3 separate regions of the Mus musculus genome follow, and regions 2 and 3 are each linked to region 1. The links are chromatin loops, found by intact Hi-C in ENCODE. Cell type or tissue: left cerebral cortex. All regions are shown on one strand. Region 1 has its middle 160 kb from the start of Gm39886. Region 2 has its middle 290 kb from the start of Gm39886. Region 3 has its middle 6.7 kb from the start of Gm39886.

Region 1 (8,000 bases):
GTGTTTTGATTCAGAGGAAATTGTCAAACAATGACATTATTACTCAATGAAGTATAGTATTTCAGAGCTCATGTAAGAAGACATTTCAGTTATGTGTCTCCGTAGGCTCATCTTTATTGTGACACTTCTCAGGTATTTTTTTGGGTTATATGACCTTGATGATATTACAAAATACTGATCAGATATTTTTATAAACTATCCTTAAATTGATAATTGTCTATATTTATCCTCACAACTCAAGTAAGTTAAAGTGTTTTAATAACAAGACTTCTTCAGACACACACCCGAATCAGTTCATAGACAAGAAGCTAGACATGAAGTAACCAAGAAAGACTACAGCTATATGTTGACGGTTGAGATGGTTATCTCTCTCTGGCATGAGAAACCACAAGTGATTAGGAAAATGTGAGAGCAATGAGAACACAAACTAATAGCCAGTTAGCCCCTTGCAGCATTAACAATGAAATGGCAGGGAGGGCTAGCAGCTTCCAGAAAGTCAAGGCCAGCAGCTAACAAAGCCCAAGTCATAAATGTACAGAGCCATCGCGAACTGAATGAGCAGCACACAAACAACTCAGCCTGGTCAGGCTGAGGGACGTTTGTAAAATATATGGAAGCATTTCTCTCAACCCATGAGATCTCTGCGAGCCTGGTTTCTGGCATAGCCCCATAAAACCCCTAGACAAGAAAGTTCAATGGTTTTTCATCTGTTAGGTATGGCTCCCACTTTGGTATTCTCTCTTGATTTTCCTCAATTTTTCACTTTGTTATTTTGGTTTTAAAACCTTGCAGCTGCTCTGCTTACTCCCATAAACTCATGTCTTCATTGGCACAAGACAAGGAACTCATGAGCCAATGTCCCTGGTAAATTTTGGTATACATGAGTGCTTAGTGCCCTAGGTTATTGGGGCAAGCATAACTGGACTTTGAAATGTCCCATCACATTAAAAATAAATCAGAAGTAAGTCACTAGGTGTAACCCATATTTAAGTTGGGGAAGGGGAGTAAATATGTTCCATATCTCTAACAAGAGAATAACTCCATAAAATATTTGAAATTCATGTACATAGAAAAATTGGTGAGCAGTCATGGGTATCTATTTTATATTTTGAGTAACAATGATATTTTACTTCCTTAATCAAACTGTTCTGAGGACCACTGAGTAAGTACTCTTTCACTTGGCTCTATTCCTCTTTGATATGGTCACACCATTGTAGGGTTATTTATCTCTCCTGCTTTCCCTTTATTTTTCTCCTTTCCTCTTTCCCTCTATTTGTAATTTCTTTACTTTCTGCCACTAGAAACAATCTCATGTTCAGGTTACACTTTTCCTGTCAACTTCTAGAATCTGATACTTCTTCAAAACATATAGAGTTCTTTTTATTAGAGGAATGTTTTTTAAATTTGAAAGGAAATGTCTGTAAAAGTGACTATCAAAGTCAACTCATTCAGTGGAGACATCTGTGGAATGAAATATTTTATATTTGCAAAATGGTTTTGAATTTTTAAGCACAGATGCATTCATTTGGCCCATGTTTCACATAGAGGTTAGCATTATTGCAGCATTGCTTCGATTCACAAAAGAAGTAACTGAGAACTTCAGACTTCTTTGACTACCAAGGTCAAAGAGTACATGACCAGATAAAATGAAGAATAAATGCCTTCCAGTGACCCATAGTAAAGTTCAATCCTCAGCTTGCAATATTAGGAAGTGTGAACCATACCGCTGAGACTTAGGTCATTGGTGATGTGCTTCTAAAACAAATGTGTTCTTGTATTCTTCCTCTTTTCTTCCTGACTACTGTAAGGTAGTTACCTAGAAAAGTTACAAGTCTCAAAGGGCTATGGTCAACTCTTCATATGCTCAGAGTTTCCCTTTGTTTCAAACCTCTATTGAAGAATTTGTCATTCCTTCCTGGTGGTTCCTTTCTTCTTTTGTAGGTACAGTGTAGAAAATTTGTAATAACTATACTAGTTTATTTTTCATAGAAGTTCCTAACTCCAGACAATAAATTCTAAGATAAGCTACATGGTGCTAGCATTCTAGATACTTATAGAATGAACAATGCTTCTCTTCCACACACTCCTAAAATCACAATAGCCTCAAAGTATTCTCTAAGTAGACCAACCCAAACTAATGAACTCTTCTCAACCACAGAAGTTAAGGTGAATGTTTCATTTGTTATGCATTATGTAACATATGAAATATTTTATGTGTCTTACTTCCTCATTAGACTGTCAATTCCTTGAGGTCTAAACTGACATATAAAGATTCCTTAATTTAAAATAAGGATGATCATATCCTACAAAGCTATCATGAAATAATGTGTACTAAACCATACATTTCCCTGATGACTAAGGATGTTGAACATTTCTGTTTTTTCTCTTTTTTTTTAATTTGTTTTAAACTTCAGATTTCGTTCCCCTCCCAGTTTAACCCTCTGACTGTTCCACATCCCATACGTCCTCCCAGATCCCTTGTCTCCTCGAGGATGTCCCTACTCCTCACCCCCACCCCACCAGACCTCTAAACTTCCTGGGGTCTCCAGTCTCTTGAGGGTTAGGTGCATTTTCTGACTAAACCCAGATCTGGCAGTCCTCTACTGTATGTGTGTTGGGGGCCTCATATCAGCTGGTGTATGCTACCTGGTTGGTATCCCAGTATCTGAGAGATCTTGGGGGTTCAGATTAATTGAGAGTGCTGGTCCTCCTATAGAGTCTCCCTCCTCCTCAGCTTATTCCAGCTTTCCCCTAGTTTAACCACAGGGGTCAGCAGCTTCTGTTCATCCGTTGGGTGCAAATATCTGCATCTGACTCTTTCAGCTGCTTTTTGGGTCTTTCGAAGGGCAATCATGATAGGTCCCTTTTGTGAGTAGACCATAGCCTCAGTAATAGCGTCATGTCTTGGAGCCTCCCCTTAAGCTGGATCCTACTTTGGGCCTGTTGCTGGACCTTCTTTTCCTCAGGCTCCTCTCCATTTCCATCCCTGCAGTTCTTTCAGACAGGAACAATTATGAGTCAGAATTTTGACTGTGGGATGGCAACCCCATCCCTCACTTGATGCCCTGTCTTTCTGCTGGAGGTAAGATAACTCAGACCCAAAAAGACATGCATGCTATGTACTCACTAATAAGTGGATACTAGCAATAAATAAATAAATAAATAAATAAATAAATAAATAAGCCGAATACCCAAGATACAGCGCGGAACTCAAAAAGGTCAACAAGCAGAAGGGCCCAAGTGAAGATGCCTCAGTCCCACTTGGGAGGGAGAGAAAAGCAACAACAATGGGAAGGTAGCGACCTGGGAGGGAAAGGGGACGGGGGGGTGGGGGTGCGGAGAGGGAAACATGATCGGGTATTGGGTGGGAGACATTGAACATTTCTTTAGGTGCTTCTCTGATATTCAATATTCCTCAGTTGAGAATTCTTTGTTTAGCTCTGTACCCCACTTTGATAGGGTTATTTGATTCTCTGGAGTCTAACTTCTTGAGTTCTTAATATATACTGGATATTAGCCCTCTATCAGCTGTAGCATTGATAAAGATCTTCTGACAATCTGTTAGTTGCCGTTTTGTCCTATCGACAGTGTCCTTTGCCTTACAGAAGCTTTGCAATTTTATGAGGTTCCATTTGTCTATTATTGATCTTAGAGCATAAGCCATTGGTGTTCTATTTAGTAAATTTTTCCCTGTTCCCATGTGTTCAAGGCTCTTCCCCACTTTCTCTTCTATTACTTCAGTGTATCTGATTTTATGTGGAGGTCCTTGATCTGTTGAGCAGAGACTGAATGAAAGGCCATCCAGAGACTACCCTACCTGGGGATACATCCCATATACTATCACCAAATGCAGACACTATTGTGAATGCCAAGAAGTGCACGCTGACAGGAGCCTAATATAGCTATCTCTTGAGAAGCTTTGCTAGAACCTGACAAATACAGAGGCAGATGCTTGCAGCCAGCCATTGGACTGAGCACAAGGTTCCCAATAGACAAAGGACTGAAGGAGCAGAAGAGGTTTGCAACCCCATAGGAAGAACAACAATATCAACCAACCAGACCCCCCCGGGGGGGCTCCCAGGGACTAAGCCACCAACCAAAGAGTATACATGGAGGGACCCATGGTTCCAGCCACATATGTACCAGAAGATGGTCTTATTGGGCATCAATGGGAGAAGAGGCCCTTAATCCTGTGAAGGCTCGATGCCCCAGTTTAGGGGAATTCGAGAGTGGGGAGGCAGAAATGGGTGGGTGGGTGGGTGGGTGGGAGAACACCCTCATAGAAGAGGGGTAGGGTGATGGGATAGGGGACTTCCAAGGGGGAAACCAGGAAAAGGGATAACATTTGAAATGTAAATAAAGAAAATATCAAAAAAATTGTCAAAACTAAAAAAAAACAAAATATGCATTACAAAAACTGTCGTAGAGAAAACAGATGCTACTTTTTATTCCTACTCTATTTTTAGTATTTTTATTGCCCTCAGTTCTCAGTACATATGACATAGTAAGTACCCAATATCTGCCCCCACAATGTATTAACATGCTGAATGTTAAAAGTCTGTATGAGCCAATGGTTAAAGGTAATGTCTGGGAGTCAGTGACTAACTTGGACAAAATGGGAGTCCTTCTCTTTACCCTGGATTGGGTAAGTGCAGTGAACAATGTGGTCTTGCCATTACAGAGTGAGTTGCATGGTAAATTGCTAACACAGACTGGAATGTGGTATCTTAAAGAGTACCAGAAAGCCAGAAATATGTTCAGTAGCAGATGTTGAGAGGAAAACAATGGAATTCCACCAAACAGAAGTGAAAATTCTGCTTCAAGGATAAAATGGTTAGGGTTATTAAATAGATACCAGTTTATATTTGACCAACAAGGATGGCAAGAGATCCATCCCTCAGAACTACCCATTGATAAATAAGCTATCACTTGCTGACATTACATATTCTACTGTGTGGCACAGCTGGCATGTCTTCACTTTCTCTGTCCCCATTCTCTGCCCCATTCGGTAAACTTTTCTCAATAACTTGTTGATGAATGATTCTATTACTAAAGTAAGTACTGGATCTGAATGGAAATTAGACTCCCGTGACAATAACTAAGTAGTAACAATTAGCTTAATTTCCACAGTACGTCACAACTCTGGTTTTTCTAAACCTACTATAGAGTAAATATGAATGTGGTAAAGGCAGTCCCAAAAATATGCAAATGAAATTCTATGGAGACACACACATTTTGCTTCTAAAAGTTTTTCAAGCTTATCTGAGAAACAGATGATAAGGCTTAAGATAAGAGAGGATGAAGTTTGTTAAATTAATGCTGAATAAATTGCTGAAGGAATGAGAAGAGACCAGAAAAGGCGGTATGAAGGGGGATAGCTAAAATGAAAATGAACACACAATCTGTGAGATGTATTTAAACCTCAGAACCAAACCAGCCGTCCAGGGGAAGCTGCTTTTCATCTTCCAAGTTGACACAAGCCTTTTGAAACCTCTGCGGCTTTGACCTTTCATTATTGCTGAACACAGCCACCTGCCTTCACCCCTCACCCCGGCCTCTCAGCTGAGGCACGGAAGATGCCCTCGGCCTCTCTGCGATAGCGTGGGGCTTTTGCTGTTTCTACTTCAAAACTAGCCAGATTGTGAAATCTGAGTCTTTCAAGAAGAGATTTTTTTCTCTCTCTCTTTCTCTCAGAGCCAGCATATTTTTTTTTCTGAGAGATGTAATACATCAAAGCAGAGAAGAGATGCAATCATGCAGGGGATGATTTCCAAAACTTTAATGAAGCGTTTAAAATAAACTCATTTGAAGGTAATTTAACAACACCACTTTTACAATTAAAAATACTATTTTAGCATGCAAATGAAGAACATTACTCCCATGTCAGGATGGAAAATGAAGTGAAACCGAGGGGCCTCTGAAACATGAATGCCGTCTCAGTAATTCCCCATCACTCCCCGGCACTCTTAGGCAGCCTAATGAAAGAATGAATTGATTTAAGCAACATTTTGTTGCAGCAATGGGGTTTGAGGAATTAAATTAACTTGATGGCTGGTTGTAAGAGCCAGGCTTAGAATTGGCATTATATTGTTACTAAAATTAATTTTTATCCTCTTATAAGCTTTATTTGGGTTTTTTCCTCTGTCTCTCTCTCTTCAATCCTGAAATGCCAACCAAGGATTCCAACAATTAGCAGAATACTTCATCAGGCCTCTTCAATATATTAACAGTTGTCTGAAGACATATATATGAAGGAGAAATTATACTCTCTGGGAAAACAAATTGGACTCCAACTGCTGCCTCCAAACTGCAGTACAGCTGAATCTTCCTTGGAAGGGTAATAGGAACAGCAAGCTGGCACACAGACTAAGCCAAGACAGCAATTCTCAATTTTCCTCTTCATCACAAAACAGTTGACACATAGTATTCACACAGCACATCCATGTCTGCAGCAGGCTGCAGATGTATTTCAGCATTGCTAATTCAGGCTGTCACTAGTGGGTGACTCCTGAATGACTGGAGTATACAAGTGTCTTTCCACTCAGGAAAATGGAGCAGAACTCTGGAAAATGACAGTGCCCTTACTATAAAGGCAGCCTTATACATAAGCTTGAATTTTGTAAGTAGGTCACAAATTTTGCTCCTTAACTTCCATTAAAAAAAATTAGAAATGTTTTAAAGTAATAAAACAAACACAATGCCAATCTGACCATGGCTATTCCTACCAAAGTTCTCACATCAGCAGAATCAATCAACCATGGATCAAAGGTACTTAGGAAAAAATTATCTTCTCATGCCACTTATGGTTTTTCTTGCTATAATTTTCTAAGTAATATGGTGTCACAGCTAGGTCCATAGGATTTACATTGTACTGGGCATTACAAGTTATTTAGAGATGATTTAAATCATACAAGAAGATATGCAACGCTTATATGCAAATGCTATCTTACTTTATAAAAGGGACTTAAGCATTCAGGGATCTGGAGGAATGACTATATTATGCAAATGTTCTGATGTCTTGTTGGTATTTTCTGCTACAAACTATTGATGTTTTATGAATTTATTTATTTAAAATATTTACAATACATTTCACTCTTGTTTTCTACTTCCCCAACTCCTCCCAGATCCTCCCCACCTCCCTACCTACCCAACTTCATTCTTTCTCTCTTTCCCTCCCTCTCTCTTCCTCTGTCTACCTCTTTCTCTCCTCTTTTAAAATTGTAAAATAAAACCAATAAGACAAAATATACCAAACAAACCACACACACGGAGTCCAATTTGTGTTGGCCAATTACACCAGGGCATGGGGGCTTCCTTGGAGCGTGATTGATCTACCCAATAACATTCCATTGAAGAAAACAAATTTTCCCATTTCTAGCAGGTATCAATTGCAAATGGCCTCTTGGTTAGGGGTGGAACTTGTGTCTACTTCACCTTCTCACTGCTGGTATTTTGTCTGGTTGGGGCCTGTGCAGTTCTTGTGTGTGCTGCCACAGTCTCTGTGGGTTCCTATATGTATCAGTCCTGCTGTGTTTGGCAGATTTCTGTCTCCTTGGAGTTATCCACCACCTCTGCCTTTTACAATCTTTCTCCCTCTTCACATAGATGCCTGAGCCTTGAGGGGAGGGCTTTGATGGAGACTACGCATTTAGGACTGAGTGTTCCAAACTCCACTCTCCAAGTGACTAACATTTGCAGTTCTGTAAGGTATCCTGCACACTACAGGACGAGAAAAATAATCATCAATATCACCCAACAACAAAAACCTACAGCCTACAGCAGCATTCTGCCTGCAATAGTGAGCAATAGTGGCACAAACATTATGGGATCAACCAACTGCATTATATTGTATGTAAGCCACACTCTATGAGAAGGACTCCATCTGTGGCATTGCTAAAGTAGCCAAGAAGCTAAGACTATATAGGTCATGGGCTTAGGGAAAACCTAGAACTATTATTCTGCTAAAGAAAAATAGAAATAAAACAACTCCTTATGGCATA
Region 2 (8,000 bases), 120 kb before region 1:
TTATTTATTAAGTTAATACATAGTGTACACCATTTAGTGCTATGCACATAATAAAATTACCATATCTGGCCAAAGTTGAACATTTACATGTTCAAGCTAAACAGAAGTTAAGCTGATTGAAGGCCAACAGTTGTACATTCACTCCTCCAGCACGGTGTGTTAATTATGCATATATGATGATCAGTGGTAACAACATATGTTGTGGCTGCAAAGTTAAATAGAGACACCAGGATGCCCTTTCTGAGGCCTGTCACATGCAGCAAATGAAACCACAGTAGCCTTGTCAAGAGTTTGATAAGAAAGACCCTTCGGATATGACCTGTTACAAACAAATTCAACAATACTTTGAGTCACCAAGAATGTATAACTAGGTATCAGATTTGATAGCCTGGGACAGGCAGAGGCATCACAGAGAGTCGTATACATGAAAACAACCCTAGAAAAAGATTGTTTCAAGAACACATTTTAGAAACAGATACACCTGAGTTAACGCATGTGCTCTGACACTGACATGCTATAAGATTTTGAGAAAGTTTCTCTTTTAAAATAATAAGAGCATCTCTGATGGATGGAGTAAGGATTAGACACAAGCAAGAGATATGTCTCTAGTCACTCACTGCAATGACAATGAGTCCACATTAAAATCCATTATAAAAAGGAAACATAGATCTTAAGTCCAGGGATGAATCATAAATGTGAACCAAACACCAAATGAAAATGAGTATAAAACAAGTAGAGTCTTTACAAAGCAAGAATACAGAGGTTCTGTCCTTACCCCATGCACAATGTGACGTATGTTAAGAGAAGCTGGTTGCCTTCTGAATAGCTTTCCCATGATATGATCAAAGAAAACTAGTTATTTTAGTGGTTAGACAATACATGTGACCAAGGAGCTAGGAACACATCCTTTCTCCTCTTGAAATCAAACACTCTTTATTGCATAGATATTCCAGAGAACAAATATATAGCCTTCTGAGTTTTTCTGCTAAACTTTGGACGCTTTAACCAAAAGATATTAAAGTAAAATCTTTTGCACATTGATTATATTCAAAATCATTCTTGGGTCAAAATTTTTCTTCTGTTGTACCTCTGTACCATAGCTAGTGCTTGTAACTATGACAAATGTAGTTTTTGCTCTTGTTTATATATTGTTGGAAATATAACCATCAGGTATCTCCTGAGATGTGAAAAACATGAGTTATACATTTGTATATATATCCACAGATCTAGAAATTCCTCGAAGGCAGACATATTGTTTCCTTGAGACTTAACCAAACTTTTAATGCAGGGGTTGTCAACCTTCCTAATGCTGTGACCCTTTAATACAGTTTTTCATGTTGTAGTTACTTCAACCATAAAATTACTTCATTGATACTTTATACCTACAATTTTGCTACCTGTTATGAATCATAATCAAATATCTGATATACAGGATATCTGATATGTAAACCCCAAAGAGGTAAACCCAGAGTTTAAGAACCACTGTTATAAGATAAAACATGTACGTTAGAATGTGATTATTAGTTCATGAGTAGATTTTATGGACCAACACACAATCATGTTGTAAAGGAGAGAATTTATGTCCTGTTTTTTTTTTCAAGTTAAATATCTAAAGATTATCTTAGGAAAAATACACTGTCTAGACTAAAAATACTAGGATGAGAGTATTACCACTTTCATTGCTACTATTAACTCAAGCTCAGAGAGCTAAAATTGGGCTTAAAAGAGATAGAAATGGTAATTTACAGAAACAGTGTTTGCAGCATGCTAATACTGAGACCATCCATGTGAATTATTCTGAAATGAACAAAACGAAATGCCTTTATACATTTCTCTACATTATTTGTCCTACTCGTGTATAACAACTCAATTCCCAGCTAAAATTGTCAAGGTTCAACCTTTCAGAAGCCTCACACTGCAACCCTCAAAACTAATTGCTTATAGGTAAACTAATGATAAAAGATATCATTTAATCCATTAAATCTACATGGATATCTGTGAATATCCTTGATATTGTGATCACATTTGGCTCTGAAGCCAACCCTCCAAAAGCAGTGCTAATATCACTACTTTATAGAGGAAGACACTGTACAACAAAAAACACTCTATCACATCCCACAGACAAAGTACAAAGATGGCTCAGTCCCAAGCTTGCATTATAAATAGAGCACAGAAGAAGGATTCGAAGAACAATGGTATTGTGACCAGCTTCATTTCTATGATTTGGTTCATTTCCTCATTAAACCTGTCTTGGGATTTGAAATAATGTCATAAAAACATTCTCAGCTGGAAGAAATGAAATGATGGATTTTAATAAAAAGCAGTTGCACATCATTAGTTATTGCATTTATTTATGAACACCACAAGGGACATATTATTTTTTTTTTGAAATCTTCAGAAAGCCTGCAAGACATGTATACCAGAGAGGAGACAAGTAATTTAAATCCCAGACCTTGCATTAGAAGCATCACTTCCTTGTCCTGCATGGGTTGGTCTGAACACCTGGACCTTGGGTAATGCAGAATGTGATAAAACAGAAGCCACAGACACTGAAGAAATGGCAAATTCACATACAGAAAAGCTGAGGTGAAGTAAAGTACTATAGAAATACTGGGAACTCTCCAAATATTCAACATTAAGTGACCCTTAAATTCTGTCCCTAACTTAAAAGCTTGAATCTGACCTAACTTGGTTCACAGTAAGAGCACATTTAAAAAAAAAAAAAGTCTACTCAATTTTTAGATAAGTACTAATATTATATTGCCTATTAACCCTTTCCTTTCTTCTGGCTGACCCACAGGCCCTGCTCCCCACTTTCCTGACACTAACTCTATCCTTAGATGGTTCCTTAGGTGTCATGGTTTTCTTTGATCTCTTGGTTAAGTGACAAGGAAAATATATAACAAAATTAAAACCTTGAATGGACAAGAAAATGCGAAACAGAGACCCAGTGTCAAAGTCAGCCCAGGAGGCAACTAAGGAGCTGTGTGATGTCCAAGTCATTAGTTGGATATCAAAGGGCCAGATGTCAAAAGTTCTATGGAGTGTGTGAAGAGCGCAGAGGCTAACAGAGCAAAGAAGCCACAGGAAAGGACTGTTCACAGAGGAGACTCTGACAAAACCAAAATTTTGGCAGGTGGTTTTTAAATGAATAACAATAACATAACAGCAAATGTTGTTCGTTAAGTGCCTCTCTTAGATGTCAGTGATGGTTAGGCCTTCCATAAACTTAAGTGATTTAACCCCTTTGTTAGTTCTATGGAAGGGGAATTTCCATAAGTTAGAAGTAAGATCATGAAATTCAGACAGCCAAAGACACTTGGCCAAGGTCACATAGCTATTAAATGAGAAATTAATTCCAGTCCTGTTGACTTGAAAGACAACTATAACTAATGCCCCACAAAAATCTTCTGCCTGTATTCTTCTATATTCTTCTCTTCTTATCATCAACAACGTGTTGTGGTTCTTTTTAAATAGCATCTGAGGCTTTTTTTTTTTCCCCAACAGTGCTGCTGCCCATTTTAAGGGCTAAAAACCCTTCACCTTAGATCGATTGTTTAACCTAGTCACATTGACAACTGCATGGTTGTTGTGAGCTTTGTTTGTTTTCACGTTCATTCACTTGTTCAATGGCTAAACCCCAATCCATCTTCACGCTAACAAATGCCACTTTCTCAGTGCGATGGATTGTTCCCACTTCCCACGTGCTGGCTCCCTTCAGGATCCTTTCAGTGTGTTATTTCTGGATCAGTTGTTCACTATGACAGTCTATAAAGACTCAGAGTGTCCACCAGCTGCCTGCCAGATGGCTTAACTCTAGCAAATGGCCACTGATCTTTAGGCAACTAAGGAGTGGCTGGGTTCTTTTGCTTAATTCAGAAACTTCGGCAAATCCTGTGCAAGCAAGAATTCAGCTCCTCTCTAGGCAATGCTAAAGTTTTAACAATAAAAATAATATGCAGCATTCTCACGTGTTCCTGAGTTGTTCCAATGACATAAGCACCTTAGGGAAACATCACTTATTCTTCACAGCAGCTCAGTATAGTTTGTATTATATTAAAGGGAAGGAGCTAAATCATAAAAAAAAAAGAAATTAAGTGCCTCAACTCTGTACAACTAGAAAATATTAAGGTAGGGGATTTGAACTCTGAGAATTCTATTTCAGTTTCTGTTACCTTCATGCTGTGGTAACAGAATTTTTAGATTGTATTTCTTATTCTTTATTCCTTTGTACCCCCCAAAGAAAGGCAAGAAGCAAGTGAATAAAAGCAAAAGGTCTCACACAGAAGCCTTGTCAATAATGTTTTGTTCACACTAGGAAAGGAAACAACAGTAGCACCCAGCCCTTCTATGATATCTGGCCATGTGAGCTCATGACAACCCTATGACACTATGTATTTATTGCTGCCAATTAAAAGAGGAAGAGGTTTGAGGATTTAGCTCAGGGTTTGACAAATGGCCTAGCCTATGCAGTGTTCTGAACTCCATCTTCACAATGACTGCCAAGAAGAGAGAGAAGGGGACAGGGAGGCAAGAAGGGAGAGAGAAATGGTTATATTTCAAGATGTCTCGTGCCAAGATGTCAGAGGATAAAAGCAGAGACTATGAGATATCCCTGACAATGTTGCTACATAGCAAAACACATCAAGGCTTACTCCCCTAAAGCAACCATCCTTTAATTATCTCATATTATTAAGCTCCACATGTGGGCTCAGTTTGGTTAGCAAGTTCGTCTGTTCTCCTTGGGATCCTTTATACATCTGAGGTCTGCAGTGGTGCATGGTGGCAATTTTAGCCGACTTTCACTGGACTGTCATTTGGGGAGATGAAATAGACTAGCCAAGCTGATTCAGCTCCATTTCATATGGTAAAGACAGGATCTTGACTGAGTCCATAGATATATGTCACTGTGTCTCCTTCTAGCCTTTTCTAATGGTCAAACCAAGTCATGATATCCACTCTAATGGAGGGTTGAAAAATATTTTAGGAACAAAAAAGAAAACACATTATAAAGGGTGTAGAAGGGTGTAAACGGCCATTTGTTTATTTTCTAACCAGCTACCAACAAGTCAAATCGATTTCTGACTAGCTTTCAAGTCTTCCCTCCAACTCAGAATGCAAATCTGCATATGTATAAATGCCACATTCAGAAAATACATTTACACATTTCTCTGTCACCTCTTTGTGGCTTTCACTCCACTCTTCTCACTCCTGCAGTTTGTGAAGAGAAGCTGAATGAAGTTCTCATATACGCTTCTCTGTCGAGAAGATCCCCCCTCTGGCTAATGTCAGGGGGTTTTATCTTTTATTTGCTGAAGTCTGATACAATGCCCTTTGTAGCATTTCTTCGGCTTTATCCTCCAAAGCGTTCTCTTTGGTTCCTGAATCTGCACTTTAGTGCCTGACATTAATTAATCCAGGAAAATCCAGCCATTGTTGCACCAAAGGTTTGCTCAGCCCCTCCCTTCTTCTCCTCATTTCCTCATGCCACCCAGTTTGTAGTTGTTCCTGCATCCTTGGATATACTGATCTGTTTCCTTTCCTTTAACTACTTTTCTCTTTGCCTTTTCGTTTGAAACATGTAAGTTGAGTCATCTTCCTTCCCCGGTCCCATCAAATCTACTAATAAGGCCATCAAGGAACTTTTGTTAGAGTTTTAAATAATATACTTCCTCTTTGTATTCTTTGAGGATTTTACATATATACACTTCATCTCAATCATATCTACCCTTCATTCTTTTCATCCAACTCCTTCCATACGTCTTCCTCTCAAGTTCACATTCCCCTCTTGTATTTTGTGTGAACAATTACTTAGTGCTACTCATACACATATGGGGTGGGATCATCCCCTAGGCTGCGTGGAACCGACCAGTACCCACACTCCTAAAAAAAAATAAATAACACCCCACTCCAGTCATTAACTGCCAATAGCTGCTCTCAGCTAGGCAAGTTTTAACTGGTTTGATACTGTGCAGGTCTTCTATAGGTAACAATTAATGTAAGTTCCTGTATGCATTCAGCATGTCCTATGCAGAGGACAGCATTGCACAACTGTCCACTTCCTCCTCGGCTCTAACACTCCTTCTGCTTCCTCTTCTGTGATGTGCCTCGAGCCTTGCATGGAAGAGTCATCCAGCTGACCCATCCATGGCTGAAACCCCACAGGTGCCTACCCTTAGCACTTCAAACAGTATGATAGCATCTCTTTTGAATATTTCTTATAATTCTCACCTCTATGGAAATTGTTTCTCCACTTTTTCTCATATGTTTTTTGTTTGTTTGTTTGTTTTACTTTTCACATAGAATTTAATAGGAATCATTGTCTGAAATTCCTTATCTGATAATTCTACAATTTCTGCGTTGTCTAACTCTTGTTCTAATGCATGTTCTCCCCTTATATAGGTATTTTGTTATGCCTTAGAATTTTTTTATTGAAAACTAGAGAAAAACTCCAAATCCCTCTGGGAATTCTATGTCTATGTACTAGAATGGTCATTCTGAAGCACTAGAGATTCACTCACGATCACTCAGATTACATACATAGAGTTTTGTGTGTGTGCAGTTTGATACCAGACATATATTTGGGTGGTTTATTTAAGCCAGTAGAGTGATATTTTTATTTGTTAGCTAATTAGAATAAAGCAGTTCTATTTTTGTAAGTTGAGTTTAGCAGACTAGCCTTTAAAAATATGTTCAATTGCACTTTGGTGACAGGGTAAGAAAATATGTGAAGAAAAACCCCCTTGGTGCCTTGATTCAAACACAGCATGGTGGTGAGCCTGGACTCTGCCTGTTCACTCCCTAGTGCCTCTGCGTCCTTCTAACATGACTCGCTTGCATGGGGCAGCATAGTTAGTGGGGCTATAGCAAATTATTTCCCTTCTTCTACATCATTCATAATACCCTAATAGTTTGAGCTTTCTGACAAAGCATCTTCTTTTGAGAGTAGTCTGGGTTAAGAAGAGAAATGCTCTGACATATTTCAGTGTGGCTATTTGTCCCTGTGAGTCTATGTGACTTCTATTCAGATGTACAAACTTATTCTCCTCTGACATTTACTGCTAAATCCTGGTATATCTCCTAGTGCCGATACCCTATGACTGTAGCCATCTGAGCTTCTCAACTCTCAAAATATCTGCATGGAGCCTACAGACATTTTTGAATTTGAATTTAGAGTTTCTACCCCAAAACTGCTTCCAGGAGAGATTTCTATTCCATAAATCATAGTATTTTTTGCCTATCTCCCTTTTGGGTTAACTATCTTTCCCTGGCATTGTTGATTTTTCAGTTTATGCTGGTTTGTTTGTTTGTTTGTTTGTTTGTTTTGTTTTGTTTTGTTTTTTCCTTATTGATGAGAAGGAGTAACCACTTCCTTCCAAGTCAATCTGGAGACCAGATGTCCAGGACAAGAAACCAGAAGTTACCTTTTCAATAAATGTCCCACACATTTCTGCTGTTTACAAGGAACTGCATAGCTGGATTTATCTTCCAGTTGGCTTATTGAAAGACCCAAAGGAAAGTAGAAAGTAAGAAATAACAGCAGCTTCAACTCAGAGAGAATTCCAATGTGCAGAATGGATCAGAGAGCTTTTCTGTGAACTTTGCATAGTTTCTGGAGAAACCATCTGGCTCAGGACAAAGGAGAGAATAATGAGACTCAAAGCAACCTTTCCTAGAAAGGATTTAGCCAAAGTAATTGAAGAGACTAAAACCTCACAGTGATTGAAAATCTAAAGTCACACAATTGACGTTTAATATAGAAGTCATAAGATCTTGTGGGAGATCCAGATTGCTTTCCCTGTTTCAGTATCTCTCTTTGAGAGACACTAAAACAGATCTCTGTGTCTCTAGTTGCCTTTCCATTTTATGCTTCATTTTAATTCACTTTTATTTTCATATAGTTTAATAAAAAATAATTACATTCGTTCCTTCTCTTTTCCTCCCTCCAATCTTTCCCACGTCCCCTCACTTATAACCTTCCCATACCTTCTCACACAGCT
Region 3 (8,000 bases), 170 kb after region 1:
AATTAAGAACACTGAGGTGTGCCTATTATTCTGAATTGTCCCTGTGGACCAATGAAGTCACAGAGAAGCAGGGTGGTTAGGAAAAAGGAAGGCAATGATGAGGATACAATAGTGGGAGCAGATATTGGAGTGGAACAAGGAAGATGCTCTGAGTCTTGGGGATAGCACAGCCTGTAGGCATGACAAAGGGCAAGGAGCAGATTTATCATCTCAGCCTTCACAAAGAGCACAGCCTCCCCACACTTTAATCTTTCTGCTGTGGGACACGTTTCCAATTTCTTAACTACAGAACTGTACACTACCATTTTTATTATTTTAAGTCTGATCATCTCTTACAGGGTGTGGTGGTTTAAGTGACAACTGTCTCCCCTGTAGACTCGGACATTTGAGCTCTTGGTCATCCCTTGTTAGTGGTACTTACCTGTTTACAGATGTTACAGAGAAGTGCAGCCTTACTGGAGGAATTAAATCACTTAGGGGAGGCTTTGAAAGGTTAAATTCACCCTATTTGCAGGTAGTTCTCTGCCTCACACTTGCTGTTAAGAACATGGATCTTTTAGCTTCCTGCCTCAGCCTCTATGCCTGCTCACTGCCATGCCCCCCCACCACCATGATGGACTCTTAAAGCCAAATAGACTCTTCCATCTATAAGTCACCTTGGTCATGGGGCTTTATCACAACAGAAGAGTTACTAATATAGGAAGCCACAGGCAAGTAATAACTTCTGCTCTTGCACACGCTATTCTCTGCTGTCTGCGTATCGGCCCTTAGCACCTTCCTTTCAGCTCATTCATGGCTTTCAGTAGACTACCTCTAAGTCCCCACACTCAGCAAATTTCCCTCCTCGTCTTTCTTGCAGCCTCGAACCCCTACTTCATAACACTTGTTACAACTATAATTTTATGTGTAAGTGAATTTTAACTCTTCCTAAAGCCTGATTTGCTCGTCATTGTGTCTTCCCTGGCACAGTGCCTGACAACACAGTAGGTGCTCAAGTAAGGTATGTTGGAAGGATAAATGGATCACACACACACATGCACGCACACACACACACACACACACACACACACACACACACACACACACACAGATGGATGTAGGAACAGACTGACAGATAGGGGCACAGACACTGTCAGAAAAGCACCAAAGCACCTCATTTGTCTCCGAGGATTTGTTCATGGGAAAATGCTAGATGTCAGTGATAAAAGTAACCTGTTGAAAAGTGAATATTTGATGCTCATCGGGTTACCATTGCATAGAGGCATAGACATGATTCTTCAAACTTACAAAAACAATGGGCTGCCTCATGATAATTGGCATATTCAAGAGTCTTGTTGGAGAATATATTTACAAGAATAATATTTTGATTTATAATTGCCCAGAAAGAATAGATGCTGCGTATAAGCCCTGATCCCAACATGCTGAGTGACACTCCATGCATGACTGTCACCCTTTCTCATCCTTTGTTCAGTGCATCAGAGGACTTTTTTGGAGTGTCTGCTGAGTGGGAGACATTTCAAAGTCACCAAAAAGCAAAAAGAAGATGAAAGGGCTCCTGGCTATTGATATCACAAGACACTCTTCTGGAACAGTATGCCTTGTTCATTTCATTCAATTCTCACACACTCTGTAAAATAGCTCATTTCCTCTCTGTCACACCAGGTTGTCAGACCATCTGTGTGGGAAGCCAGTTCTGGGCTCCATTCAAGATACATGGGGTGGAAGTGGGTCATGCGTAGGACACTATCTGCTGGCATTTTTCAGAAAACATCCTGACAGGAACATGGCATTGGAAAGCCTCTCTGTGAAGACACATTGCCCTTTGTTGATGAGAGAACTACTTGTTTTATATGAGTGATCATATCAGAGGAGTTCCAGTCTTTCTGGAACTTTCCACCAATTCTTAGCCGGTGAACAGGCCACCTCTTTGTGAAACCGAGAAAGAGATGTTTGTTTCTTGTGCCTTTCTCCTTCCTGGTGTCTCTGTTTATCTCTTCCCAATCCTAAACACTAAATTTATATTCTACTCTTGGCACAGTGTGTGCTCAGGAAAGTCCTAAAAGTGTACAGGCGCTGGGCACTAACACTTGCAGCAGCAGCAACAGCAGCATTTAAATGTTGTAAGGTTACAAGTATTAGAGTTGTTCTAAGTTAAAAGAATTAAATGGCTTAGGAAGGAAATTTAAACAGAAAGCTTGATGAAGAGGTTTGATCTGGACCTCAGATGAAGTCTGAAATCGGGACACTCATTCCATGCGTGCTGTCCCACTGTCATTTTCAGGGCAAGGAAATATGGCTGAGTGTAGCTGTTCATAGAAGAGAGAGCCACTTAGGGGCCGAATTACCCAGTAGTGAACTACTAAAGACGAGCACCATTGCTATACACCATTGCTCCGTTGGAAAAGGGGGAGGGGGTCATGTAAGCAAAGAATACGTGCGAAGGGCAGGACATTTCAGAGCCATGTCTGGCATTTTCAGATGTCATGAGCAGCTGAGGCTCTGAGCTTCACGGGGTCTGAGACATAGCTCAATTCTAGGGCTTGCCCTCTAAGGTTCTTGAATGGTTTAGGTTTTCAGGACTTTTATATCTCATCCTTGGACGTGTGGTGTGAAAACAGACTGCTGTCATCATAACAAGGTCCTTTGAAATCCAGAAAGAACAGCCCCATCAATCAAGATATCATTCTCATTAGTCTCTTTCTAGCCTATTGCCTTCGGATTACCACAGGCTGCCAGCAGAGATGTAGGACCACAATTAGTAAAGTATTACTACAGATGCAGGGTGCAGCGTGATAGATGCAATTAAGATTCGCACACAAGCATGCACATGCATCTCCTCAGCGCTGCAGCATTCCAGGCTCCTGTCAGAAGAGCACGCCCATGGCTCCCTACCCCAGAAACTCAAACTACCATGGAAACGGCTTTAATACCCAACTCGTGCAAGAAACTTAAGAGAAATCCAATGAGATGCTGAATAATGAGTGTGTGAGAGGGATAAGGCTCAGGAGTCAGACAGAACTGCATCCACACTGGACATCTTCATTGGCTAACTGTTTGATCTTGGATGAATACTGTCTCTGGGCGCGCGCGCGTGTGTGTGTGTGTGTGTGTGTGTGTGTGTGTGTGTGTGTGTGTGTGTGTGTATGTGCGCGCACACGCGCGCGCGTGTATCTGTGTGCATGGGTGTATAAGTTGTGGACTCTACTCAAGCCCTAGTATCCATCAGGCAAACACTAGGCTATCTCCACAGCCCCAGGCTCCACCTTTAGTTGTCTTATCACTGGACTAGGACTAATATTTATTTTGCCTGCTGGTACTGTAGATTACAGAAAATGTGTTTAAAATGCACATCCCAGAGCTCATCACTTTAACAAATGGTAGTGACTGTTAATGGGTAATGACGAGCATACCTGAGCTCACTCCTTTCTCTGTAGCACTCTGAGGTTGGAGCCACCATAGCCCTAGTGCCAACTTTCCCTCTGGATTCCCACATGCCCACTTGGCCTCTGAAAAGGAATTTATCAACTCAGACCAGGCACTGAGAGCAATAAACTAGGTCATGTTTGAGGCCCCATTATTACTGCTGTCAGCAATAAATGATTTCAGCTTTCTGACATAAATTTGGCTGTTCTGTGTCCTGCCTCCATCAGGGAGCAATCTTACAACAGGGACCTTCCCTCCCTAATGGGCACATTTAGGGGAAGTGGGACGGGAGTGCTATAGAGTGGACACAGACAACGCAGCTGGAAGTGGCCTCCCTAATTGACAGCTTCCCACATTATGACAGGTTTGAGACTGACTGTGGTGGCAGAGTGGAACACACAGGGGCAGAGCAGCAGACAGCGTTTTCTCAAATGGAAGCTTCCAGGTGTAGCCTCTGCCCTTAACCTAGAGGTTTGTAGTCTTTCCCGGGGACTCCCGGGGACATAGATCATTGTCAGCTTGGTCGCTGAGTCCTGCTCTATACAGAAACCTGAAAAAAAGGAAAAGCCAGTGAGAGGCCAGCAGTCAAGGGGAGCAGACAGCAGGGCTGGGGGTTGAGGGCAGATTATGGCTTCTGTTCTAAGGCTGCATGGACTTTGGCAAGTGTTTTTGTATCACCAGCCTCTGCTTCTGACAGCACAAAGGCTCTCCTGATTTCCCGTTCTTCCTACAGAGGCATGCTGGCAATGAATGCTGGCCCGGCTTGTCATATTTTCAACTTGGTCTACATTATAGGCATGTCATTTGTGAAAACATGTCTCTATAAGAGGAAGGAAAGTAACTACTATACAAAGCTGATATTAATCGGGTGTTTCCCACATGCCAAATGCTAAAGATTTCAATCTATTGTCTCCTGTGGCCATGTGCCTGCTGTGCGTTGTCTTGTATTCACTTCCCTTTTGTCAAAATATTGCCTGAGAAGACATCTTCTTTGCAGTTTGTCCTCACTGACCTGCCTCAGCTAAAAGAATGGGTCTTGACTGGCTTGGAGACAGTGTAGATTCCTCCCTGAGCACAGTAACTGGGTCACAGTACAGATATCTCTGCAGTTGTCAATGAAATCTCAAGAACTCACCAGAAACACCCAGGTACAGCCTCCTTCTCATGGAGTAGATGTCCCATCATGTGCTGGCAGGCATTGGAGACATCTAAGAGAGTGTGCTTCCAACATGAGTGCCAACGCTGGCGATGGAGCCTGGAAGTAAGCAGTAAGAAAATCGGGGCTTAAGAAGTTAGATCAAACATTACCTAAAATTACCATTGCTTTGACTTGGATTATTTTCAGTTTCATGCAACCAAAAGTATTCTCATCAACAAAAGTGAATATTGCTAATCTCATTGGATAGATTGGGAAACTAAAGCCCAGTGGAGTTAAGTAATTTGTCTCAAGTCACACAGCAAGATCCTGTCAGAAACATCTGAACCAAAGTTCATTTTAGCACTTTACTTTTTCTTACAATTGAGGTGGCAAAAATTGCTGAGTCTTTGACACTGGGAAAATTTTTATGAAGTAAGCACTTTACTGTTTCAAGAGTAAATTTGGGCTGGGCATGGTGGTGCACACCTTTAATCCCAGAAGAGGCGGGTAGATGTCAAAATGTCAAAACCAGCCTGTACAAAGAAAGTTCAAGACTAGCCAGAGCTGTTACAAAAGAAAACCTCAAAAAAATAATAAAAATAAAAATGAGAAACACAGACAGACAGACAGATAGATAGACAGGCAGGAAAAGGAAAAAACAAACAAAAACAGTAGATTTGAAATTGTTGACTCAAACACAATCAAGATGGGTTGTATTGGTATTTTCATCGCAAGAAAGATTGTTAGGACTCTAATCTCACAGGAGCAATTGATGCCCATCATCAAACCCTGGACAGCTCCTACTTCCCTGTCCTGGTGACTATTCATAACAAATGGCATCCTTCCCAAGTCTTGCCCCTCACTCATAGTGTTCTTACCTTCTTGGTCATGAAAAGCCCTAAAGACGTCAGATATCAGGCCCCTCCTGTTAAGTCAGCTGGAGGCGGCTCTCCCCATGTATTAAGTAAAACCAAAGCTTCCAATGCCATCAGTCTTCATTTGTAAGAGATTTTTTTTAAAGCACATATTTTAAGCAAAAGAGAGGCCTGAGTGTCACGTGGGGTTTCCAATTTTGTCTTTAGAGATGGCTGAATCCAGAGAATCCAACAATATTAGTAGGACCCTTCTGGACACCCTGCAGCTCACAGCTCCTCAGGTCTTCTTCCCATATGTATGTTCTAGGTGGGGGAGGGTGCCAGCCAGTGACCCCAGGGCCATCTCCTTCCAGATCACCTACTGTCCAGACAGGAAGAGGTCTTCCACCCAGTGAGCAGCTGTCAACCTCGGAGGAGACGCCAACTGGGCCTACTCCAGCCACACTCCACTGGAGAGTCCCTATAATGATAAGACATCATTAGTAACAGTGCTTTAAGAGTCTTAAGGACTTGGAGAAATACTCTGTGTGTCAGAAAGTGAAAATGGGAGTGGTGTGTTTAAAGAACAAAAGCAAAACTGTTGGTACTTCAATCTTCTCTACCAGTCAAACCACCTCATTGCTAACGCTCGATATTTGCTTTCCAGAAGTAATGAATTTGAGAGTCCCGTCCCACCCCGTTCATCATGTCTTTCCATCGACCTGTGGTTTTGCTTGCTCTACCCTACTTCTGGGAACACACTCTGTAGCTGGAAATACTCAGCTATCATGTCAGTTGTCAGGCCTACATCTGACTTTAAAGAAACACAGACATTTCTTCTCTCCTCAGAGCTCTTTCTGCGTGTGGTACATGCTTCTCATGTTAGGGTGGCCATACATTTTACTTTCTTGATTATTCCCTAGAAATAAACTCCTTATATTTTTGGTTGTGAGCCTAGCCTTTAATGGCTGAGCCATCTCTCCAGCCCTTGAAAACCAAAACTATGATATTCACTTTATTCCCAACATTGAACAGAATTTTCCACACAGAAGAGGTACTTGATTACCGAATGGATAGCTAATGACATGAATAAAAATGAATACTCCTTCTCAAAGAAAAGGCCACTATAGTTGAAGAAACAGTGACCTGAGAACTGCAGTTCCCACTCTTCTTTCTCCTTTACTAGAAGGCCTGGAACATGTTGTATTCTGACCCATTGATTTCTGACCTTGCTCTTCCTCATGTTTAGACATTTGTTTAGGGGGCTGGGGATTTAGCTCAGTGGTAGAATGCTTGCCTAGCAAGCACAAGGCCCTGGGTTTGGTCCTCAGCTCTGGAAAAAAAAAGACAAAATAGAAACTTGTTTAGTAGATAATTGGTGCTACTAAAAGAATAGAATTGCCATGAAATGCTCTTGTAAGGCCTAGATGGAATTTTAAGGCCTAGGTAAAATATTAAGGCCTAGGTAACTACTACCTGGCTAACCTTCCATTTTGTGCCATTACTAGTATTATACGGAAACTTTCTCATATGCTGTTCCTACTGTTACTAGGAAACATTCTCACTCCCAAATTGATTACATATTCTGTTATGTTCTGTGCCCTTGGAAACCAATCACAATAGAAGTCAGTAGACGCTTTGTATAGTTACCCACAATGAGCTTGGGCCCTAACCAACCACCCAGCAGCACTTTCTACACTTGTATATAAGCTTTTATATTTTTTGTGGTATTTGCTTCTATAAGCTGCCCCTGGGATAGACGCCAACATAAGAGAGACACCTGTACCAATACAAGAAGACTTCCATTTTGACTTGGGGTCAAGTAAAGTTTAAGTTCCCAAGACCTCTTTAGGAACTGACATCCTATTTGGCAGAAAGAGACATGTACTTGGCTAACTGACATCCTGGTTGGCAAGTTAAGGCATGAGTGTTAGACAAGGCAAGTCCCCTGCCACAGGTGAATACCCCAATGAATGGGATCAGGATAAGGGTACAATTTCCCTAAGGAAATCCCTCATCCTTAAATCCCAGTTGGTAGAATAACTTGGCACAGATGTCTGTGGATTTTAGGCTTTAAAATCCTGTAGGATCTTAACTCAAGGTCACAGCCTGAATTGTGGCCTGAATCAGACTTGGGCATAAGCTCAACAAGCCATCCCTGTCTGACTGAGATCAGTGTCCATGTGGTTCGTGAGGTGAGCCCTGGACCCCAACAGTTCTGATAACAATCTGTAGCTATGCATATGTGGTCAGCTGAATACTGGTTCCTTGACTAAGCCCACATTCATATTCTTGAGACCCATAAATGTCACTTTACATAGCAAAAGAAATTCTACTGAAGTGATTTAAGGATATTGGGAGACAGTGATTCCCCTTGGATTGTTGGGTGACCCTGATGGAACATGGGAGTCTCAGAGGAGTCAGAGTTGCAAGAAAAGAAGGCAGGAAGGAGGAATAGGGATTTGGAGTAAAACTAGAAGGTGGAAGAAAGAGGCACAAGCCAAGGCCCCCCAGTGAATCTGAGAAAAGTGAAGGAACATGTTCTCCTTAGTGTTTCCAGAAGAAACCTCCTTGACTTTAGAAAG

The links. Peaks named below come from ENCODE experiments on the same cell type or tissue, not always from the same donor. Only the 100,000 strongest peaks of a DNase experiment are listed, where the experiment ranks them.
Region 2: a loop joins it to region 1, with 3 times the contacts of the local background. A loop is called at or near these places in 4 of 42 quality-filtered maps.
Region 3: it touches region 1 in a loop (7-fold over the local background); 2 of 42 quality-filtered maps call a loop at or near these places.

Annotation. Positions count from the first base shown.
Region 1 is chr2:101,290,560-101,298,559 of GRCm38, forward strand. No RefSeq gene overlaps it. Among named protein-coding and RNA genes, the nearest start is that of Gm39886, 160 kb to the right of the region's middle. In left cerebral cortex, no CTCF peak of the experiment used is centred here; DNase peaks (open chromatin) are centred at 4,757, 5,530, 5,896 and 6,396; H3K27ac peaks cover 1,727 bases.
Region 2 is chr2:101,169,259-101,177,258 of GRCm38, forward strand. No RefSeq gene overlaps it. Among named protein-coding and RNA genes, the nearest start is that of Gm39886, 290 kb to the right of the region's middle. In left cerebral cortex, no CTCF peak of the experiment used is centred here; DNase peaks (open chromatin) are centred at 3,767 and 6,068.
Region 3 is chr2:101,460,951-101,468,950 of GRCm38, forward strand. No RefSeq gene overlaps it. Among named protein-coding and RNA genes, the nearest start is that of Gm39886, 6.7 kb to the left of the region's middle. In left cerebral cortex, no CTCF peak of the experiment used is centred here; DNase peaks (open chromatin) are centred at 1,660 and 4,078.